2 separate regions of the Homo sapiens genome follow, and region 2 is linked to region 1. Evidence: read pairs that join two places in POLR2A ChIA-PET (ENCODE). Cell type or tissue: PC-9. All regions are shown on one strand. Each heading gives the region's core, and the rest is flanking DNA. Links, peaks and the distances in the headings are about the cores only. Region 1 has its middle 140 kb from the start of LINC02764. Region 2 has its middle 58 kb from the start of LINC02764.

Region 1 (5,379 bases), core at 156-5,155:
CGACCTTCAATGACACAATCCTATATTTTGAAGTCCAGGATAATTGGAAATAAAATGAAATCTCCTCTGTTCAGAGTTCATAGCACCTCTGAGCAGTGGCTGCCGATGGAATTGCACTGTATATTTAATACTCTGCATTAACAGGAAAGGTATAAAGTCCCCTGCAAATCTCTGCTCTTTTGCTGCCCTATCTGGGGCAAGACATGCCAGCAATTTAACAAGCACAGGGGTGTAAATCATGCAGTGAAATCTCTCACCATGGGAGGACAAAGAATCCCTAAGAGAATGAATAAAAGCCACCCAGCACTAGGCATTTTGGGAGTCAGCGTTCGTGTCTAAATGTTAAACATTTACATTTTACAGCAAAGTGACATTTGTAAAGGAGTCCTATTGCTCATTTGCAGCCGTTCCTCGCTGCTGGCCAGGGGCTTGGGGCTGGGGCCGGGTGATGAATCAAAGACGCCCTTTGTGTCATGTCACTAAGCAACTCCCTCCTCTTCTGTCGCTCGCAGAGTCTGGGCTGGGCACACAGCCTGTGTCATCCACATGGTGGATTTACAGGTCTTGATTAATGCCAGCAAAAGTTTCTTGAGGAAAAGGCAGCTGGGTTTGGGCTCTGGCCATGTCTCAACTTTGTGCTAGGAGTAAAACATGGAGCAAGTGGAGACTAGCACAAGTGGACAAGGCCAGCCCCAGCCCTTTGTTACTGGCTCCCAAACTGTCTAGAATGAAGCTTCAGTCTAAAGAAGGCAAATCTATAGCACACATGCTGACATGACTCTCTCTGCCACCCAGAACAGACATCTCACTAATAGATCATAGCATACTCTTCCCTACTGAGCCAGATAGCTCTTAGAATTGTGCCTCAGGCACATTCTAGGCACTCATTGCCAACTGGCCAGTTGGTACATAAGATGAACCTGTCACCTCTGTTTTTGGTCTATGTGTCAAAGTCTGTTTCCTGACTCTAGTTTCAGAGGATTGGAGGTTTCAGGAATTCTCCATACACAGCTATCTCTGATAATAGCTAACAGTGGTAGTAACAGTTAACACATGTGCTTCTCATGGGCCAATCACTTTACACGGATTAAAATATTTAATCCTCACAAAAATATGATATCTATATCACCTAAAAGTAATAATATCTGTCATTTATTGAATACCTACTGTGTATTGGGTAGTACATTTGATTCTTTAATCTCCACATGGTCGTGTTTCATAGTGAACTGAAAGCTCAAAGAGATTAAGCAAATTACCCACAGCTCCACAGCCAATCAAAAGGAAGAGCTGAGATCTGAACCCCAAAAGGTCTAATTCCAAAGCCATCATTCTTAAAAAGATATTAGACCTTGACCAAGGTCTAGTAAGCGGTTTGCACATCAGCAAACCGTTTTGACACTCTCATTTAATTTTCTTCTTTACTGCCCAAGGGGGAAGGGGGAAATTTTTTTTTTCTGCCAGAAACTGGCCCTAGACTTTCTCTAACTTCCTGCAGCTTTCCTGCTAACATTCCTTTACCCTCCCTGTCCTTAGGACTCCTTCCAAATAGGTGAGCCAGTAAGCTTTTCCACAGGAAGAGAGGGGAAGAGAGGATTAATGCTACAGACTGGATAGCATTGAATTGAAGGAATCCATTTTCTTATTCTGCTAGCAAGCAGGACTCCCTGCATCTCCACAGCTGACATGAAGACTGGAGAAGGTGCCGACTTCCCAAGCTTGGTGCCAGGGAAGAGCTGCCATGGCTGCTCATTTCAACAGGGAAAAATGAGCCACGATAGCCTTTTCTCTGTCCCTTCATGCTGAAAACTTGAGCTGGACTGAGATTCTCTTTGTTCCTCTCAGCTCTGAGAGGCCGAGGCGGGCGGATCACGGGGTCAGATCAAGACCATCCTAGCTAACACAGTGAAACCCCATCTCTACTAAAAATACAAAAAAATGGCCAGGTGTGGTAGCATGCACCTGTAATCCCAGTTACGTGGGAGGCTGAGGCAGGAGAATCGCCTGGACCCGGGAGGCAGTGGTTGCAGTGAGCCAAGATCAGGCGACAGTACTCCAGCCTGGGTGACAGAGCGAGACTCCATCTCAAAAAAAAAAAAAAAGGTCTCAGCTCCCAGTCTTTACACCTGATGTTTGCTCTACCAAGAGCTCTTATCTGCTAGCTGTGATCTGTTCCTCCTCCACTGGCTCCATGGCCTCCTCACTCTGCCATCTCTGTCTAGCCAGCTCCCACTCACCATTCATGTGTCCCACTTCCTTGGCAAAGCTGAACTAGGTGCCTCCTCTATGTTTTCCTTAGCACCCAGCACTTCCTCTATCCCAGCAACACTCCACTCTAGTGTACTTGCCTGGTCTGCTTTCTGCATTGGGCCATGAGCTTAGTTAGGACAGGCATGTGTCTCACTTGTGTCCCCAACACCAAGTACTGTCTCTGGGTCTGAACTCAAAAAACAACTGATGAATAAATGGATGATTTAATTGAATGGATGGGCGAAGGCACTGTCAGGAAGCTAACTGCATTGGCATGTACAGGGAGATTTTCCCCACCTCACTTCTATTGTGCCCAGTGAACTGTGATGGGCAGACGTCCCCCAATCTGGTAGAAATGTGAGAGCAACAAGCACAAACCACAGGGAGTTCAGTGGTCATATCTAAGGGTGATGAAAAAGCAGGCCCAGAAAGATTGCTCTATTCACATGCCATCCATCTAATGACTTAGGGTACAAATGAAAGTAAATACAAGTGATTACATCTTAGTTTCATTGCTTAGTGTGGCTAAAATCCATATCTGATGTTAAAAGAAAAGTTCAAAATTTGGCCTTGGCATACAAATGTGTATTGATTTCTCAAAAATAGATATGTATTCACCTATACAGGAGTATTGGCACTAAATAAGAATCATTTCCAGAATCTAAGAACCAGATTATTAAATCTCACTCCCTTGCCATAAATTGAATGAGATTTGTCAGTTCACATTAGGTGAAGGAATAAAGGGACTTGGTTGATTCACATAACTGGGAAGAACAGGGCGGAGTGGACCCAGAGACTCAAATGATGTCATCAGCATTCCTGCCCTCTTGAGGTTCAGCTTTGCGCTACACTATGACTTCCTCCTCTTTCCCCAAGGTCTGTATGCTCGTAGACAGCTCCAGGCTTTCATCATGCCAGTGTGGGAACCCTGGAAGAAAGAGAGAGGCCTTATGTGTTTACAATTCCAGGGAAGGATACCAATTGGTGCTGCTTGGCTTTCATGCCCCTACCCTTGACTCAAGCCCTGTGGTCAGAGTAATGGATACTATTCCCAGCCTAGTGATCAGAGGAGACCAAGGTACTGAGACTCATCAAAACTACCTGGAAAAAAGGGGGATATGGGGGAGGGAAGAGAGAGAGAGGGAGCAAGTCAGTTTGCTAATAGAGGAAGGGGATAAAGGATAAGGAGAATAAAAAGAAACCCCAAACCAAAAAAACAGATGTCCTCTGTAGCACTCCATGAGGGGTTAGCTTACAAATGTGCACAGACAAAAGTGTCCCCCAAATGTCCCCAAGATTGAAATGTGATCAGAGGAAGATAAACAGAAATATGTAAAGCTGTTGATGTGGTAGAGCCCAGGAAATGCCGAGTCAGAGAATCTGACTGTTCCAGGGTGTGGCTGCTGTGATCTGAGGCTGCAAGCTGGTTGGCAACATACCTTGTCCTGTTGCTAAAGCCCCCTCCTGTATGGTGCAGCAGTAACCATTTCCCAGGTTCATCCCAGTCAACATGGTTGGTGTGGCCCTGATCACCCAGAGTGAATTCACAGACTGGAGTTTGAGTTTGCAGAGCTGAAGCCCAGATCAAGGGCTGGGCCTGTATTGAGCCCTGAGGAGCAAGAGCTCTGTGAGACTGGCCAGGTGTTTGAAATTGCCCTCTCTGGCAGCTGAATGGCAGTGACTTCCCTGGCTCTTCCTTGCTATTCTTACAACTTCATCCCTTGGGAGCTAGCAAGGCGCACCCCCACCCCTGTGCCACTGCAACTGTGGGTGCCTGTGCTGGTTATTTACCTACTGCCTCCCAGCTATGAGCTCACCCTTCCAGGTGCTGCTCTGCAATGCTGGGGCCTGAATAATTCACTCTCAGTTTCCCTTGCCAGCTGGCCTCCTGCTATATCCTGCCCATGGGAGGCACTAGGGTGTGAGCAGAAGGCGGTAGGAGGAGAGAAGGTGTTTCCTCTTGTCTGCACTTCTGGTCAACTTTTCTCCAGCAGAAGAAGACAGCTGTAGCCTCAGTGGCCAGCCTCATTGGGTCCCCCTAGGTATAGTGTCTCAGATACCAGCCCCAGCCGGCTACGGATAGGCTCCTTTGGTGACTAAGCATCAACCGTCTTCCACCTCTCAGAGGTCCAAGGTCCAGCCATGAGCCACTCCTGCCCCGCATGCCCAAGAACCAGTCACAGGGGTGGGGGGCAGGGGGCTCTCCTCCATGTTCCTCATCTCTGACGATCATCCCACCTCTTCCTACTACACACATGCCTAGGAGTGGTAACTGCTTCCTGAGGATAGTGATGTCTAGATTGCCTCGGTGTCCTTCTTTTGCTCTTTAACCCTTTAAATATTTGCAAACAACTCCTACATTAAATCTCTTATATTTAAAACACCTAGAGTGATTTTTCTCTTTTCTTGCCTGGACCCTAATTGATACAATCCCCTGCCATGAACCCACCTACTCCCCAATTCAGTATTTCCCATCTTGTCCCAGAGACATATTTTTAAATCCTTCAGGTTTCACCCTTACATTTTACTATGGAAATTTCCTGCTTTGTCATACAGCTCTGTCACTCAAGGCCTTGGATCCTCAGGTTGTAAGTTCAGAGACTCTCAGGCCATCAGGTGAATAAATAAATGAAAGAATAAATGGACAGTTGAACTGAATGGATGGGTGAAGGCACTGTCAGGAAGCTAACTGCATTGGCATGTACAGGGAGATTCTCCCCACCTCACTTCTGTTGTGCCCAGTGAACTGTGATTGGCAGATGTCCCCCAAGCTGGCAGAAATGTGAGAGCAACCAGCACAAACCACAGGGAGCTCAGTGGTCATATCTAAGGGTGGTGAGAAAGCAGGCCCAGAAAGATTGCTCTATTCACGTGCCATCCATCTAACAACTTTGGGTGTAAACAAAAGCAAACACAAGCGATTACATCTTCATTTCATTGCTTAATGTGGCCAAAATCTGGTCCCAGGCTATATAATAAGGAATTGCCTTTGGACAAGCAAGTTGAAGCCAAAAATGCATGCATGGATTCAGGTTATAAAGGTATACTAGATATTCTCCTGTTATCTAGCTGTTTCCCCATTCCCTTTTTTCCCCCAACCTCATACTAGCCTGTGGAAGTCTCTTGGGAGAG
Region 2 (5,379 bases), core at 176-5,175, 82 kb after region 1:
TCTTTGAAAGAGGATAAAAGTAAGTCAGCTTTGCAAGCGATGACAGCAAAGTTAGAATCTAGAGAGGCTGGAGAATATGGCTCAAGCAGGTATCAGGTCATGGTTAATAGCCCAGCCTATTCTACCTGTGACCAGCCTCAGGTCATGGGGGGCAGAGAGGTGACACCAAGCTTCCTGCTCTGTTCACAAGAAGACTATGAGCAAAGCAATATGACTGCTGGAATTTAAAAACAAGTTCTCTCCAGTTGCTCTTATTTGCTATTTAATCCTTTGTCTCTCTTCTTCTGAAAGGTTTTTAGAGATAGAGGAACTAGGTGGGGCAGCTGAACTGAAAGACCAGGATGATGAAGGCATTTGTTCTTTTTAGCTGTTTCATAACAGGAAAGAAGTCACTTCTGAGTTCTGAGATCTGATGCCCTTACAAACAACAAGCATTATTTCCATTTTGTTTTTCCCTCAACATTTTGTTATTAGTATTTCCAAACATACAGCAAAGTGAGAAGAATTGGCAGTTAACATCATATACCTATCATTTAGTTTCTACTATCAACATATTACTACATTTGCTCTGTCATCTGTCTACCCATCTATCCACTGATTTTTCCCTTAACTAAGAACTAGTTAGTGAATAAACTAGCATTCATACCAGAATAGTTTCTTGCCAAAGCATGTTTCCTTTCCATTATACTGCACTTAGGGTGACCAACCATCCCAGTTTGCCTAGGACTAAGAGGATTCCCAGGAATCCTGAGACTTTTGGTTTTAACACTGGTACAGCCCAAGAAGTTGTTTACCCCAATCCCTGCACAGTATGCTTTGGGAAATTTAGGGTTTGATTAAGGAGTAAGGGGCCCTGAGCAAGCAAGCACACAACTACCTATATAAACAACTGTAAGTAGAAAGAGAGACAGAGCCAAGTGTTGGAAAGGATATAGAGCTAGTGGAACACTCATAGACTGTCAGTAGGAGTGTCAATTGTTGTAGTCACTTTAGAACATGATTTGGAAGGATCTACCAAAGCTAGACACACACATAGCCTATGACTCAGTGATGCCACTCTAGGTGTACCCAAGAGAAATGAGAATATATGTTCACTAAAACAACAACAACTAAAAATCTAAAAGAATGTTCAAGGCAGCTTTATTCTTATTAGCCCAAACTAGAAACAACCCAAATGTTCATCAACAGAATAAATAAATTCTGTAAATGCATATAATGGAGTACTACATGATATTAAAGATAAAAAACTTTCTGACACGCACAACAGCATGGATGAACCTTAAAGACATAATGTTGAATGAACAAAAGCCAGACACAAGAATTTATACTATATGAGTCCATTCATATGAAACTGCAGAAAAAAAAATCTCACTACCATGATAGAAGTGAGTGATGGGCTTGGGCCTGGGGAGTGGGGTAGAATGGACTGAGAAACGGACAAGAGGAAGCCCTCCCAGGAGGCTTGATGTGTTGTTCAACTTGACCTGGGTTGAACTTGAGCTCTGTAGCTCTCTACTGTGCTTGGGAAGGTAGGTGCCCCCCAGCCCCATCAACCCTCCCTCTGACAGGGTAGCTGGCTGACTGAGTGTCCCATTTGCCTCAAGAAAGAGCAGATGACTCAGAATAAACAGGACTGGTCTTGTTCAGGTACACTCCTTTTTGTGTGTCCTAGGTAGGATTTTCTGTGTCCTAGGTAGGGGATTATCAGACGTCTTCCTATAGAAGCACTCATTGAGGCTGTATATGTGAGATTAGTGTACAGTTTCCTCTGTGCAGGTTATGTCTGAATTTAAAAGTTTTCAAAAAGACAGACATTAGAACTCCAAAAACTAAAACAAGAGTAAAAAGGATATAGACAGAGTAGCAAATACTAAAGCTGACAGAGAAAGAGAAAACTGCAGTGTGATTGCCAGTAAACCCAGAAGGGGCTGAAAAACACTAAAGCGTGCTACCTAATTACTCTTTCACTCCAGAAATGTGATCCATGGAGTCTGTCAGGACCAGAGATTTCACATCTCACTACAAAGACCCAGAGCAAGTTGCCTGCAATGGAAAGATACTTTAAGAGAAGAAAAGTCATTTTCTGTCCTTAAACAGGAAGGAACAAAAGATTATCTCTCCTGTCTGAACTGAGGGGTTATTTGAGAAAAACACTCAGGAATTACCCATGGGTAGGCTTTTAGGAAATTAAAATCTGCAAATAAGCTGGGCACAGTGGCTCACACCTATAATCCCAGTGCTTTGGGAGGCCAAGGCGGGAGGATCATTTAAGGCCAGGAGTACAAGACCAGCCTGGGCAACATAGCAAGACCCCCATCCCTACAAAAAAAAAAAAAAAATTTTAATTGTCCAGGTGTGGTGGCATGTACCTGTAGTCCCAGCTACTTCAGAGGCTGAGATGGAAGGATCGTTTGAGCCCAGGAGTTCAAAGCTACAGTGAACTATGATCATACCACTGCACTCTAGCTTGGACAACAGAAAGAGCCCTTGTCTTTTTTAAAAATAAAAAAAATCTGGATACAAAGAAAAGGTTGTTTCTGTGTTTCCCACCTCTGAAGAAGGAATCTACTCTGGGAAATTTCCACTCCCTACAATAGGAGTAGTATCTGCTGGGGACAGGTGCGTGCACGGTCTGAGTCACCTCCAACTCTGCACATGTCTGGAGCCAGCACTGTGGGGGTGGGAGGACAGGAACCACATCTGTGTCTTCCGGGTATACCTGCCAAGCTTTCAACCAGTTTCGAGGTGCCCTCAAAGTCAGGGCCAGCCGTTTGGAAGCCTGGGCCATTGCACTGACCTTCCCTCCCCAGGTATTCTACTCCTCGGCAATGAGAGAACATATCAACTCATCCTGCTCTGGGGAGGTCCCAGGTCCCTCAGCAACCACCCCCTACAAATAAAGCCTTTCCTCTCCCGCAGAGAGCCAGGGAAGACAGGGTAGGACTTCTCACCCTCCTGGCCCCTCCATCCCAGATACCTTGGCTGCATCATTTCATTTTTCATTTTGTCTGGATTAATTTTGCATTGCTGCATGATTCACACTTCCTGTCTGGCTTCCAAAGCACATAACTAGAGGATCCCTCTGGAGAGGAATGCCGATTAATACCTTTAACATGCCTGCTTCTGATGGGGAGAGCAGTAAAAATACATATTTTCATATTACATCTATATTCATCTATATATTTTTAACATGTCATTGTGCCACTTTGTACAGAATTGTCATTTTAAGTGGTGATTTGGCCTCACTCCAGGGATTGATGCATCAGGGTCAGGTGGCCTCTGAGGCAGCTGTAATTTTTATGCTGAGCTCCCATCATAGGAGGAGTTAGCCTGGGGAGATTCACCACATTGCAGAGTGCTGAAGTGAGTGGTTCTCAACAGAAAGGGCACAGCTTTTAAAGAGAAGAAAAGTCTTGTCTTTTTCTCTGTTTTCTCAGAGAAGAAAGAATAAACCCTTGCCTGGACTGAGGGATTATTGCAGATGAGACTCAAAAAACATTTATATAACACCCCCAGCCAAAAGTCCCCAGGACACTGTTAATAGGAGTCAAAAGGCCAATGGAAATGTAGCCCTGGAGCATTTGTGCACCTGGAGGTCATTCAGGATTGAGGCCAAGGGTGTTTGTGCGCCCCTGGGGCCTGCAGGTGTGGTAACCCATACCCAGGTATCTACCAGCCAGCCCTTCCACCCCTAGGAAGAAAGGCTCCATGAAGTCAAAGTGAGAGAGGGAGAGTCCTCCAAGATCAGGAACTTCTCTTTGGGGCCAAATGAACTCCACCCAGAAGTGATGAAGAAAGGTAGGTAATGGATTGCTCAGACCACAGAACACCTGGCCTTCAAACCATGGGCTAAAGAAATCAGAATTGCGCTTTAAATTCTTCTGTAAAGGGGCATTTGCAGAACCACTGTCCTCTCCTCTGTATGAACATTGGGACCAGGATCCAGTTCCAGCTTTTCCAGGCTCCCGTCTCCCTCCCTCCTCCCTCCTTGCAGGCGCGTCCCCTCCCCTCCCCTCCCCCCTCCCACCCCCAACCCTGTGCTGCTGGACAACTGTTCCTTGCCCTGAGATCCTCTCCTATGGTAGAGCTTCCCTTCCTCCAAGTGCCTATTTAGAACCAGAAACAGAAATGGAGAAAAAAAAATCTTATTAAATATGTGTATTTCTGTTATTCCTTTTGGTGGGATAATCCCTAACAAACCGCAGCTGCAGAAGACTAACTGAGCAAATGATGGGAGGATATAAATATCTAGAATTACTGTATCTCAAATTCCGTTTTCCTGCTGCAGCCCCAAAGAGCCAGATTTAATTTTTAAAAGAGACTTCAGAGAGGAAGCCTAGGCTCCTAGCAAGGCTTTAGATACTTAATAAATGAAATAAGGCCCCTGTCGACAGAATTGAATGCGTATGTGTGCATCGGTGCACACTCGTGTCTGTGTGTGTCCACGTGCATGCATGTGTGTGTATTGGCAGGCAGGAAGAAGGTGGCTGCAGAGCCTGTGAAGATGAGCGTCAACCACCAAAAATTCTGATTTCCACACCCCTGATATAGGACACTTGTTTACATGAGAAGGTGAGAAGGGAAATTAAACAATGATTTTCAAATCCCTTAAGAGCTATTATGCAGCAAATATCATCCAGCTGTTCTCCACCTCCTGCCCCAGTTTCCCATCTGCTGCCTGTTTTAAGTGGCGCTTATGGGACAAGACCACTCACCACCTTTTGGTTGGCAAACTCCCGGGTATTTTGGCATGTGAGTTCTGTACAGACTGTCCCCTTGGAGATGGAGTTGGCAAGACATGGCCATTCCAAGTGGACTGGAATCCAAGTCTATACCATCTGGGTGGTAGGCTCTGCTCAGCGGGTACATGGACCTAAGCCAATATGAGCAGTGCATTGATACTCTCGGGGCACAGTGCCATGCTGCTGGTGCCAGATACCAGAATCACTCCCTGGATCCCCTGAGAGCAGTTAAGAAAAAATCAAGACTGGTGATTTGGAAGACCTCCCAGTAGGCATCTGGCCTCTAGACATGGAAACCAAATCAAATCTTGGGCTAGAAGAATATGGTACGCACATATGCATTTCATTCATCCATGCAACAGTTATTTACAGACCCCTGTTGGGGGCAGAGTTTCTATCCCAGCTTTCCAGCTTGGGCTTTATTGTTGCCTATGTTAGTTTGTTCTGCAGTCCACCCTAACACAGGGTAACTTAGCCTTAAAGGAAATGAGTAATTTCCTCTTCTGCTGGATAGAAAAGATTTCCACCCCCGTTGCCCTTTTTCAACTCCTGTGATAGACCTCCCTGCTCTCAGGTTTGCCTTCAGTTTTATTGGGCCACCTGGTTTTCAAGTGAAGGTGCTGCCTCCAGGGAGCCA

The links. ChIA-PET counts read pairs that join two places held together with the same protein. Peaks named below come from ENCODE experiments on the same cell type or tissue, not always from the same donor. Only the 100,000 strongest peaks of a DNase experiment are listed, where the experiment ranks them.
Region 2: POLR2A ChIA-PET joins it to region 1 with 7 read pairs; 3 of 35 experiments call an interaction of 5 or more read pairs at or near these places.

What each region holds. Positions count from the first base shown.
Region 1 is chr11:112,692,709-112,698,087 of GRCh38, reverse strand. No RefSeq gene overlaps it. Among named protein-coding and RNA genes, the nearest start is that of LINC02764, 140 kb to the right of the region's middle. In PC-9, for the core only: no CTCF peak of the experiment used is centred there; no DNase peak of the experiment used is centred there.
Region 2 is chr11:112,611,063-112,616,441 of GRCh38, reverse strand. No RefSeq gene overlaps it. Among named protein-coding and RNA genes, the nearest start is that of LINC02764, 58 kb to the right of the region's middle. In PC-9, for the core only: no CTCF peak of the experiment used is centred there; DNase peaks (open chromatin) are centred at 2,611, 3,031 and 3,691; H3K27ac peaks cover 2,933 bases.